Linked DNA regions of Homo sapiens: region 1 is linked to region 2. A link is an interaction called in ENCODE POLR2A ChIA-PET data of the cell type or tissue named here. Cell type or tissue: MCF 10A. All regions are shown on one strand. Links, peaks and the distances in the headings refer to the core of each region. The heading gives the core; the rest is flanking DNA. Region 1 overlaps ZC3H7A (zinc finger CCCH-type containing 7A). Region 2 overlaps RSL1D1 (ribosomal L1 domain containing 1).

The links. ChIA-PET counts read pairs that join two places held together with the same protein. Peaks named below come from ENCODE experiments on the same cell type or tissue, not always from the same donor. Only the 100,000 strongest peaks of a DNase experiment are listed, where the experiment ranks them.
Region 1: POLR2A ChIA-PET joins it to region 2 with 20 read pairs; 18 of 35 experiments call an interaction of 5 or more read pairs at or near these places.

The regions. Positions count from the first base shown.
Region 1 is chr16:11,780,950-11,786,326 of GRCh38, reverse strand. It overlaps ZC3H7A (zinc finger CCCH-type containing 7A), which reads left to right. Exons shown (of 23, transcript NM_014153.4): 2 at 3,939-4,040; 3 at 4,863-4,902. The coding sequence starts at 3,973. Among named protein-coding and RNA genes, the nearest start is that of ZC3H7A, 14 kb to the left of the region's middle. RefSeq lists an enhancer at 2,590-2,649. In MCF 10A, for the core only: no CTCF peak of the experiment used is centred there; DNase peaks (open chromatin) are centred at 3,226 and 4,436.
Region 2 is chr16:11,831,286-11,836,615 of GRCh38, reverse strand. RSL1D1 (ribosomal L1 domain containing 1) reads left to right here. Exons shown (of 9, transcript NM_015659.3): 9 at 1-2,766. Among named protein-coding and RNA genes, the nearest start is that of BCAR4, 5.1 kb to the right of the region's middle. In MCF 10A, for the core only: no CTCF peak of the experiment used is centred there; DNase peaks (open chromatin) are centred at 2,115 and 2,505.

The DNA of each region.
Region 1 (5,377 bases), core at 226-5,225, 51 kb after region 2:
ATCCTTTTCTTTTGTTCCCTCCCTCTGGCCTGACTGCTCTGGCATCCTGCATACTACTCTGGGTTCCTCTGAACTCTAAAGTTCGAACTCTAAGTAAATTGCCCTGTTTTAGCTAAAACAAACAAAAGCCCGGTGGTCCCTTAAGTCATCTTTCCAAGGAAGGGCTCAGAGGATACATAAACTTTAAAAATTTGTTTAATTTTTGTACAGAGGTAATTCATTTACGTGGCTCCAAATAAAACAAAAGTTTTGAACACATAGATTGAAAAGACCTCGTCCTACCCCTTTTCCAGCCTCAGTCTTCTACTACTGCTGTAGTCTCCCATGATTCCATCTGGGACTATTTTATGTTTACACAAGCATATGTCAATATATATACCTACCCGTCACTTTAAAAAAACACAAAACGGCCAGGCGCGGTGGCTCACGCCTGTAATCCCAGCACTTTGGGAGGCCTAGGTGAGCAGATCATGAGGTCAGGAGATCGAGACCATCCTGGCTAACGCGGTGAAACCCTATCTCTACTAAAAATACAAAAAAGTAGCCGGGCGTGGTGGCGGGCGCCTGTAGTCCCAGCTACTCGGGAGGCTGAGGCAGGAGAATGGTGTGATGCCGGGAGGCGGAGGTTGCAGTGAGCAGAGATCGTGCCACTGCACTCCAGCCTGCGTGACAAGTGAGACTCTGTCTCAAAAAACAAAACAAAACAAAATGGGTCATATGGATACTTAAATGCCTCATCTTTTTTTTTTTTCCTATAATTTCTTCAGGCATTTCCTTTTTGATAGACACTGGGTTAGTTTTTTTAAAAAAATATTATTTTTGAGACAGGGTCTCACTCTCTTGCCCAGGCGGGAGTGCAGTGGCACAATCGTAGCTCACTACAGCCCTGACCTCATGGGTTCAAGCCATCCTCCTGCCTCCATCATCTGAGTAGCTGGGACTACTGGTACGCACCACCACACCCGGTTGCTTTTTTTTTTATTTTTTCGAGGCAAGGTCTCACTCTGTCACCCAGGCTGGAGTGCACTGGCATGATTGTAGCTCACTGCAACCTCGACCTCACAGGCTCTATCAGTCCTCCCAACTCAGCCTCCTGAGTAGCTGGGACTACAGGTGCATGCCACCATGCCTGGCTAATCTTTGTTATTTTTGTTTATTTATTTATTTTGAGATGGAATTTCACTCTTGTTGCTCAGGCTGGAGTGCAGTGGCACCATCTCGGCTCACTGCAACCTCCGCCTCCCGGGTTGAAGCGATTCTCCTGCCCCAGCCTCCGTAGTAGCTGGGATTATAGGCATGTGCCACCACGCCCGGCTAATTCTGTATTTTTAGTAGAGATGGGGTTTCCCCATGTTGGCCAGGCTGGTCTGGAACTCCTGACCTCAGGTGATCTGCCCACCTCAGCCTCCCAAAGTGCTGGGATTACAGGCATGAGCCACCATGCCCTGCCAATTTTTTTTTTTTTTTTTTTTGAGATGGAGTGTCACTCTTGTTGCCCAGGCTGGAGTGCAATGACGTGATCTTGGCTCACTGCAACCTCCGCCTCCCAGGTTCAAGTGATTCTCCTGCCTCAGCCTCCCAAATAGCTGGGATTACAGGCATGCACCACCATGCCCAGCTAATTTTGTATTTTCAGTAGAGGTGGGGTTTCTCCATATTGGTCAGGCTGCTCTGGAACTCCTGACCTTGGGTGATCCACTCGCCTCGGCCTCTCAAAGTGCTGGATTACAGGCGCGAGCCACTGCGCCCGGCCTCTTTTAAAATTTTTTGTAGAGATAGGGGGTCTCCCTGTGTTGCCCAGGTTGGTCTTGAACTCCTAGGCTCAAGTGATCTTCCTGCCTTTGCCTCCCAAAGTGCTGGGATTACAGGTGTGAGCTACCATGAGTGGCCTGAGTTAATTTAAAAAATCTTTTTCTTTTACAAATAGTGCTTCCTTAAATTATTTTGTACATATAAATTTTTAGAAAACATTTATAAATTAAAAAAATATATAAATTTTTTTAAAAAAGCATTTCTATTAAGGACATGGGCCAACATGTCCAAGTAGCTAGAAGGGTGGAATGAGCTTCCATGCCCCTCATCCAGCTGGAACCATTATCCATATTTTTGGCATTCTTGTTTTATTTCCACCCAGCTACCCCCCTTTTGGCTAAACTGTTTTAAAAGCACATTCCAGAAATAGTGCCATTTTACTCTAGTGTCATGGACTTCTTAAACTTCTTATTTTGTAATGTTTCAAACACATACAAAGTCCAGAGAATAGTACTGAAGAATCCCCTGCACTTCTCACCCTCCCCTGGTTATCAGCATTCTGCTGTTTCCTCCCCACCTCACAGCCCCCCCCTTTTTTGTTGTTACTGGAGTATTTTAAAGCAAGTCCCCTATGTCATATCCTTTCCCATGTAAACACTTCAGTAAAGTACCAACTTTATAGGACAAAAATATTGAGAACTGACGGTGTTTCAAAGAAGAAAGGGTTTAGCACCAGTTATCAGCATTTGGGACATTCCAACCCCCATCTCACCCTTATACTTTGAAAAAAATGAGATTTAAAAATAAAACTGTAAATGCCAAGCAATAATGAAACTAAAAAATTTCAGCAATGTACTTCAAACATGAGTGGAATTTCCCTTCCTGTCACCTGGGTCCAAATACGTGGTTTATGTGTAAGATGTTGTCTTAACTTTAGGTCTCAGTTGTTCTCAACTGGGGCTGATTGTGCTTTCCCCACCCTGACATTTAACGATATCTGGAGACACTTTTGGTTGTGAGTGGGGTTGGGGTGAGGGGCTACAGGCATAGTGGGTAGAGGCAGAAATACTGCCAATGTCCTGCAATCACAAGACAAGGAATTAGCTAGCCCAGAATGCCAAGCCTGAGGAACTCTAGTTTGGGCCACTGGGAGATGATGTTTTATCTCAGATCTCTTCTCTGTGGCTCTCCTTGAACTTGGGGAACTGCTCGGTGAACGTTGATTAGTGGAGGTGGGGCCCAAAAGAATGATATGTGTTGACATTTGCAAGTGTTATATTGAGGATAACATTTTAATATCCAGAAAATTCCAATGGAAGTAACTTTATATCATTATTTTATCTGTTGTATCAACAATAATCATTTTGGAAGTTTGTGGGACAAAATATGTATAAGGTTTAAACTTGGCTTACAAGGAAGTCAGACTCCCTCGGAGGCAAGCGGATGTGAAACCTTTTTATTTCTGGAGAGCTTCCAGAAGCAAAACAAGGCTGGAACTGTTCTAGGGACAGCTTATGCGTGCGTGTAGACAGGGAAAAACAAAACCTGAAGCCAAAGGAGGGAAGAGGAAAGGAAGGGGAGACATGACTTTTTCCTGGAGACTGCTCAGGAGGGGTATACAAAGTCTGCATAGCCATTCAGCCTTAAAGAATGTGAAAACTGGCCAGGCGCTGTGGCTCACACCTATAATCCCACACTTTGGGAGGCCGAGGTAGGTGGATCACTTGAGGTCACGAGTTCGAGACCAGCTTGACCAGTAAGGTGAAACCCTGTCTCTCCTAAAAATACAAAAATTAGCCAGGCGTGGTCGCAGGCATCTGAGTCCCAGCCACTCAGGAGGCTGAGACAGGAGAATTGCTTGAACCCTGGAGGTGAAGTTTGCAGTGAGCCGAGATCGCGAGATCGCGCCACTGCACTCCAGCCTGGGCAATGGAGCGAGACTCCGTCTCAAAAAAAAAAAAAAAAAAAAAAAAGAATATGAAAACGGTGTGCTTATGGTGTGCCGGACCACAGGGGAGCCACAAAGATGACTCCTGTACGGTCCCTGCCGTCCAGGACCCTGGAGTCAAGTCAGAAATGGATGTGTCCACAGCTGATTGTGTGACAAGGTCTGGATTTGTGGGTGTTTTCATTGGAGTCCAGGGACCCTGGTACCTTATGTGCTTTTTTGCCTTGTTTCTTTCCAGATTGCTCATTTAGAAAGTGGATGTGTGGGATAACATGTCCAATGTGTCCGAGGAGAGAAGAAAAAGGCAGCAGAACATTAAGGAAGGACTGCAGTTTATACAGTAAGAGCTTCAGAGTTCTTGTGTTCTTGCCGCGTCCTAATTCTTTGGTGTGGATGTATGTTTTGTGGAGAGGAAGAACTCTTTAGTCATGTTTAATAGGTCCAGTTAATTTGGGTTAGAAACTCCATATTCTAGCAATATTTTTTTCTTTTGTCCATTTGAACATTCTTGCATTCGGAAGCAAGTGTTACTTTTGCTGGCTTTTAGGGCTACAATTGTTAGTCTCCCCCAAAACGTTAGACTGAGAAATTTGAATTTGTTCTATGAACAGTGCTGCTGAGTGGAAAGTGACTGAAAATGAACATCTGGCGGCACAGAGGGCTTCTGTGATCAGACGTGTCTGTTCAGAAGCTCAGTGTTTAATTGGACTTCTTGAAGCATGTCAATGATGAGACAGCTGTGGTTTGGATGGACATGTCCGGGCAGAAGGGCCTCTTTGTTCCTTCCTGGGAAGGAGACATTCTCTCTATACTGCAGTAAATTGGATCAAATATTGTTAGTGGCTCTGTACTATTTTTAACCTCTTTTTTGGCAGTTGAAGAATTAGGGTTTTTAAAAAATAGAAGTAGGTTTGAAAGTAAAGTGTTGTACTTAAAAAATACTAAGGAATAGTATATATATATATATATATATATGTATATGTATTTTTTTTCCCATAACTGTAGTCATCTGTGAATAATGGTAGTAAAGGAGGAGGAAGTCTTTGAAATATGCCTTGAACCAGTGGCAAGCTAATGGAACCACAGATTTAAGATGACTTCTGGCTGAACAGGTCCCGATAAGGAGCTTGATAATTACAGTTAATTTGTTTCTTCTTCTTAGGTCACCGCTGTCATATCCAGGAACACAGGAGCAATATGCGGTAATGACTCCGGGAAGGTCTGCTTGAAAGCTCTGCAAGTGGCTTGTGAACTGTAATTTGTAGCAGGGGTTGGCAAATGATGGCCTTGTGGGCCCAATCTGGCCTGCTGTCCTTTTATTTTATTTTATTTTATTTTATTTTTTTGCAAATAAAGCTTTATTGGAACACAGCCACACTCATTTGTTTATGTATTATCTGTGGCTGCTTTTGCAACATATGGTAGTTTTGACAGAGACCATATGGCCCATGGAGCCTAAAACATGTACTGTCTGGGCATTTGCAGAAAAAGTTTGCCAACCCCTTCTATATAGGACTTTTTTTTTCTTTTTCTTTTTCTTTTTTTGCATACTTGCACAGTTGCCCTGTATTTTCTTTCCTCTATTAGGGTGGTTTTGAATTAATTTATCTTTTGAGCCACTTGAAAATTACTTCTCATGTCATTGAAAATAAGTGGGACAGAATTTATTGAGAAAGA
Region 2 (5,330 bases), core at 1-5,000:
CCTCTTCCTCCTTATTCCTCAGTCCATATGGATTTGCTTATGTATGACAACTCCAAGGAATCTTGGAAGAGTAGATTGCTAACGTTTCCACAATTGTCAAGTATATTCTGAGGCAGTAAACACCTTTTTAGGTACGTGGCCTTTCACTGGTTGTGAATTGGTATGCATCCGTAGTAGTAAGTTCACAGATTCACTGCAGTGCAGGAATGTTCTTGCATGCCAAAGACTCAACTGCTTTCAAAGATAATGTGGGTGCTAGATGCAGTGGCTTACATCTGTAACCCTGTTAGGGTGACCAGACCCAACACCAGGTCGTGGGGGTGACAAAGTCCAGTGGAGTCAAAGGATTGAGAAAAAGACAGTTTGAGAGAGAAGTAGGACCAGCAGACCATCGGGATGGTGGAGGCTGTGAAGGCCGTGAGCTCTGGGAGCCCACACTATTTATTGGTAATCCAACAAAGAAACAGATGGTGAGAATGTGAAGGTCAGAAGGGCACCTTGCATTAAGCACATGATTTACAGCTGTGATGGTTTAGCATTTGCTCTGCTACTTGAGATGATGGAGAGCAGGTTCTTTTAACTCAAGTTACAGTCGATCCTGGGAGAGCAAGGAGCCAGCAAGTCTAGACATTCCAGAGCCACAGGCCCTGGATTTTATCCAAGCCACGAGGGATTTTATGCCCTGGGCTTAGATTATGGTGCGTCAGGGCAGCCTTCCACCCTTTAGCACAGAGCTTGGTGTTCCAAAGACCACAAGGGGTTTTAGACCCTTGACCCTGGACATATTCCAAGACTCTTTTACATTATGTCAGAATGCAAGCCCTGCCTCAGCTTCTCCCAACACTCAGCTTTTCGCAACATAATCCCAGCACTTTGGAACGCTGGGTGGATTGCTTGAACCCAGGAGTTCGAGACCATCCTGGGCAATATGGCAAAACCCCATCTTTACCAAAAATAAGCTGGGTGTGGTGGAACATGCCTGTGGTCCCAGCTTCTTGGGAGGCTGAGGTGGGAGGATTGCTTGAACCCGGGAGGTAGAGGCTGCAATGGGCCATGATCACGATCCTGCACTCCAGCCTGGGCAACAGAGAGAGACAGTCCCTGGCCCACTGCCCCCTTCCCTGGCCCAGTCTCAAAAAAAATGAGGCTGGGCGTGGTGGCTCACATCTGTAATCCCAGCCAAGGCTGGCAGATCACTTGAGGCCAGGAGTTCTGAGACCAGCCTGGCTTACATGGTGAAACCCCATCTCTACTAAAAATACAAAAACTAGCCAGGCATGGTGGGAGGCACCTGTAATCCCAGCTACTTGGGAGGCTGAAGCAGGAGAATCACTTTAACCCGGGAGGTGGAGGTTGCAGTGAGCTGAGATCACACCACTGCACTCCAGCCTGGGCGGCAGAGCAAAACTGAAAAAAAGAGAAAAAAAAAAACATCTAGCTCTCCCTGAAATTAGAGGAGTCTAGCCTGCTTTTGCTGTTTTTTTGGTAGCGAGAGTAGCGGGCAGTGGGGGAGATGGTCTTACTCTGTTCCCCAGGCTGGAGTGCACTAGTGTCATCACAGCTCCAGCCTCAATTTCCTGGGCTCAAGGCGATCTTCCCACCTCAGCCTCCCAAGTAGCTCAGACTACAGGGGCATGCCATCACAGCTGGCCAGTTTTTACGTCTTGCGTAGAGATGGGTTTTCCCTGTGTTCCCTAGGCTGGGCTCGAACTCCTGGGCTCAAGTCCTCCTGCCTCAGCCTCCCAAAATGTTCAGATTACAGGCATGAGGCAGCATGCCAATCCTGTTTTTGCATTTTAGTAACACAAATTGTAATGTTAACTTTTTAAATTATGAAAGCATCTAAAATATAAAATTATTTGTAACCCCACTGTCCTTTTGGGCTTCTATAAATGAATATACATCTAAAATGTGGGGGTTTAGCTTAATTGATTGTTTTCCATAGAAACTAGGTTTTATGGGAAGATGGTTGGATAGACTTGTTTCACTTAAAGGTCTGGTTTGTGTAGGACAAACCCACATATGTAATCGTGCCAGTCTGTTCTCTGCATGACATAATTTTCCAGCAATAGCTGTGTGGTTTTTGTAATCCTATCATCTAGTCAGTTCAAGATCTTGCAACACTGTGTGATTCTTTGCTCCGTAGTTCAGTCTTGTTGAACATGACACAGGTGTTTACTTTCCTGTTCTTGCATCTAGTTTCATTCTAATAATGTTCTCTGTTGAAAAAGCTGGCTTCAATTTATTGAGCAAGATGCTGGTGTTATCATCTAACATAAAACCTATCTTATAATAAAGTGTTGACACATGTAATGAGTACTGTACTGAAAAATGGTGGTATGTATATGGTTTGTACTGATTATGTATCGCTTTTATACCATCAAAAAGTTGAAAAATCATAAAGTTGAATCATCCTAAAATGGGTACATTCTGTACTATGTTTCCAAGGCTTCAGAAGTGTTGCATACACATTCCTAGCCAGCTGATAGTGCTAGGAGCCAACAGTAGTCTCCCCCGGGGGCCAAGAGGAGGGCGAAATCTCTACTATGGTATATGATGTTCTCGTGGGCCAAGTATGAGGGTGATATTTCATTGTTGGCACTGGGTTTCTGGAATCCATCCTCTTCACCAGGGAGATTTAATGAACCAAATGAGATCTGATGGGAGAAATTTGAGTGTAACGTTTTTGTTCTGAAGGAAGTAATTGAGTTTTAGTTCATTTGTTTTTTAGGAATCGTAATAATTAAAATTTCATTTTAAATGCCATGAATGTATTTAAGTCAATCCAACTGTATAATAAACACCACATTGTGGCTGGGCACGGTGGCTCACGCCTGTAATCCCAGCAATTTGGGAGGCTGAAGTGGGCAGATCACCTGAGGTTGGGAGTTCAAAACCAGCCTGCCCAACATGGCAAAACCTTGTCTCTACTAAAAATACAAAAATTAGCCGATACGGTAGTGGACATCTGTAATCCCAGCTACTCAAGAGGCTGAGGCAGGATCCGTCTCAAAAAAAAAAAAAAAAAGTCCAGGCGTGGTGGCTTACACCTGTAATCCCAGCACTTTGAGAAGCCAAGGCAGGTGGATCACGAGGTCAGGAGATCGAGACCATCCTGGCTCGATCTGTACTAAAGATACAAAAAATTAGCTGGGCGTGGCGGCATGTGCCTGTAGTCCCAGCTATTCGGGAGGCTGAGGCAGAAGAATGGTGAGAACCTGGGAGGTGGAGCTTGCAGTGAGCCGAGATCACGCCACTGCACTCCACCCTGGGCGACAGAGCGAGACTCCGTCTCAAAAAATTATATATATAATCACATTGTATTTCAGTCTCCTTGAGAAATACTAAAATGAGGGTACCAAGAAGTTGCTCTACTTTCCGTATACGGGTGTTTAAGAGCCAGGAAATCTTCCCATTTAGTTAAATATTTGAAAGTTCTGCACTCCCTACATTTTATTTTCTGAAATTGTTGCAGTATTTCTTGCCTACAGATAGTATTAATATTCAAAAACCAAGATTCCCAATTTGGACTTTATGAGCCATGAGAAACCTTCATCAATCCTTGAATCCTAAGGAAATTAGTGCAACTGATCAAAGACCATGAATAAAATTTGGTTATGGGGATTATTATTTCAGGATAGTGGTCCTGGAGAGAAAAAATGGCAAATTATTTAGGTGGTTCTACTTAACCCCAGATTATAACATAGCAGTCCAACACTTAAAATGATTAATATCTCCTGTTATATAACTCTGCTGGGTCATTTTCTTATTTTCTTTTTTTTCTTTTCTTTTCTTTTTTTTTTTTTTTTGAGATGGAGTCTTGCTCTTGTCACCCAGGCTGGAGTACAATGGTGCAATCTCAGCTCACTGCAACCTCCGCCTCCTGGGTTGAAGCGATTCTCGTTCCTCAGCCTCCTGAGTAGTTGGGATTACAGGCGCACACCACCACGCCCGGCTAATTTTTGTATTTTTAGTAGAGACGGGGTTTCACCATGTTAGTCAGACTTGTCTAGAACTTCTGACCTCAGGCGATCCGCCCGCCTCAGCCTCCCATAGTGCTGGGATTACAGGCGTGAGCCACAACATCTGACCAGTTGCTACACTTTTAAACTTAGATTGTGCATTTTGGGGGACGTGGTGATGGAAATAATGGGAAGGCTGGCAAATCTCCTACAAGCCGCCCCTTTTCTACTGAATGGAGCAATGGGCCTCAGAAACAGAAATGAAAGAACGTGGCTGGAAGTGGTGGCTGACGCCTGTAATCCCAATATTTAGGGAGGCAGAGGTGGGGAGATGAGGAGTTCGAGACCAGCCTGGCCAACATGGCGAAACCCCATGTCTACTGAAAACACAAGAATTAGCCAGGCCTGGTTGTGCACGCCTGTAGTCCCAGCTACTCAGGAGGCTGAGGCAGGAGAATCGCTTGTGTCTGGGAGGCGGAGGTTGCAGTGAGCCAAGATCGCACCACTGAACGGCAGCCTGGACAACACAGCAAGACTCCATCTCAAAAAAAAAAAAAATGATAAAATGTAACTAACTGTACCCAGCAAAACAAGGACCATTCAAGCAGACCTTAAGAGCTCCTGCTGGGCATGGTGGCTTATGCCTGTAATCCCCACACTTCGGGAACTCGAGGCAGGAAGATCACTTGAGCACAAAAGTTTGGGAACAGCCTAGGCAACATAGCCGGCCCTTGTCTCTACAAATAACTAAAATACTGGCCGGGTGATCAGTCACAGTGGGTCACCCCTGTACTCCCAGCACTTTGAGAGGCCAAGGTGGGCAGATCACTTGAGGTCAGGAGTTCGAGATCAGCCTGACTAATATGGTGAAACCCCATCTCTACTAAAAATACAAAAATTTGCCAGGCATAGTGGTGTGTGCCTGTAATCCCAGCTACTTGAGAGGCTGACGCAGGAGAATCGCTTGAACCCAGAAGGCAGAGGTTGCAGTGAGCCGAGATCGCGCCACTGCACTCCAGCCTGGGCTGGGCGACAGAGTGAGACTCCGTCTCAAAAAAAAAAAAAAAAAAAGAAAAGAAAAAAAAAAGAAAGGATCACATTGTATTTCAGTCTCCTTGAAAATACGAAAATGAGGGTACCAAGAAGTTGCTAAGTGTCATCCTATTCGTAACACCTGGCCAAAAAACCCTTGCTCTATTTTCCATATATGGGTGTTTAAGAGCAAAGAATTCTTGCCATTTAGTTAAATATTTGAAAGTTCTGCACTCCCTACATTTTTTTTTCTGAAATTGTTACGATTTTTCTTGCCTACAGATAGTATTAATATTCAAATACCAAGATTCCCAATTTGGACTTTATGAGCCACGA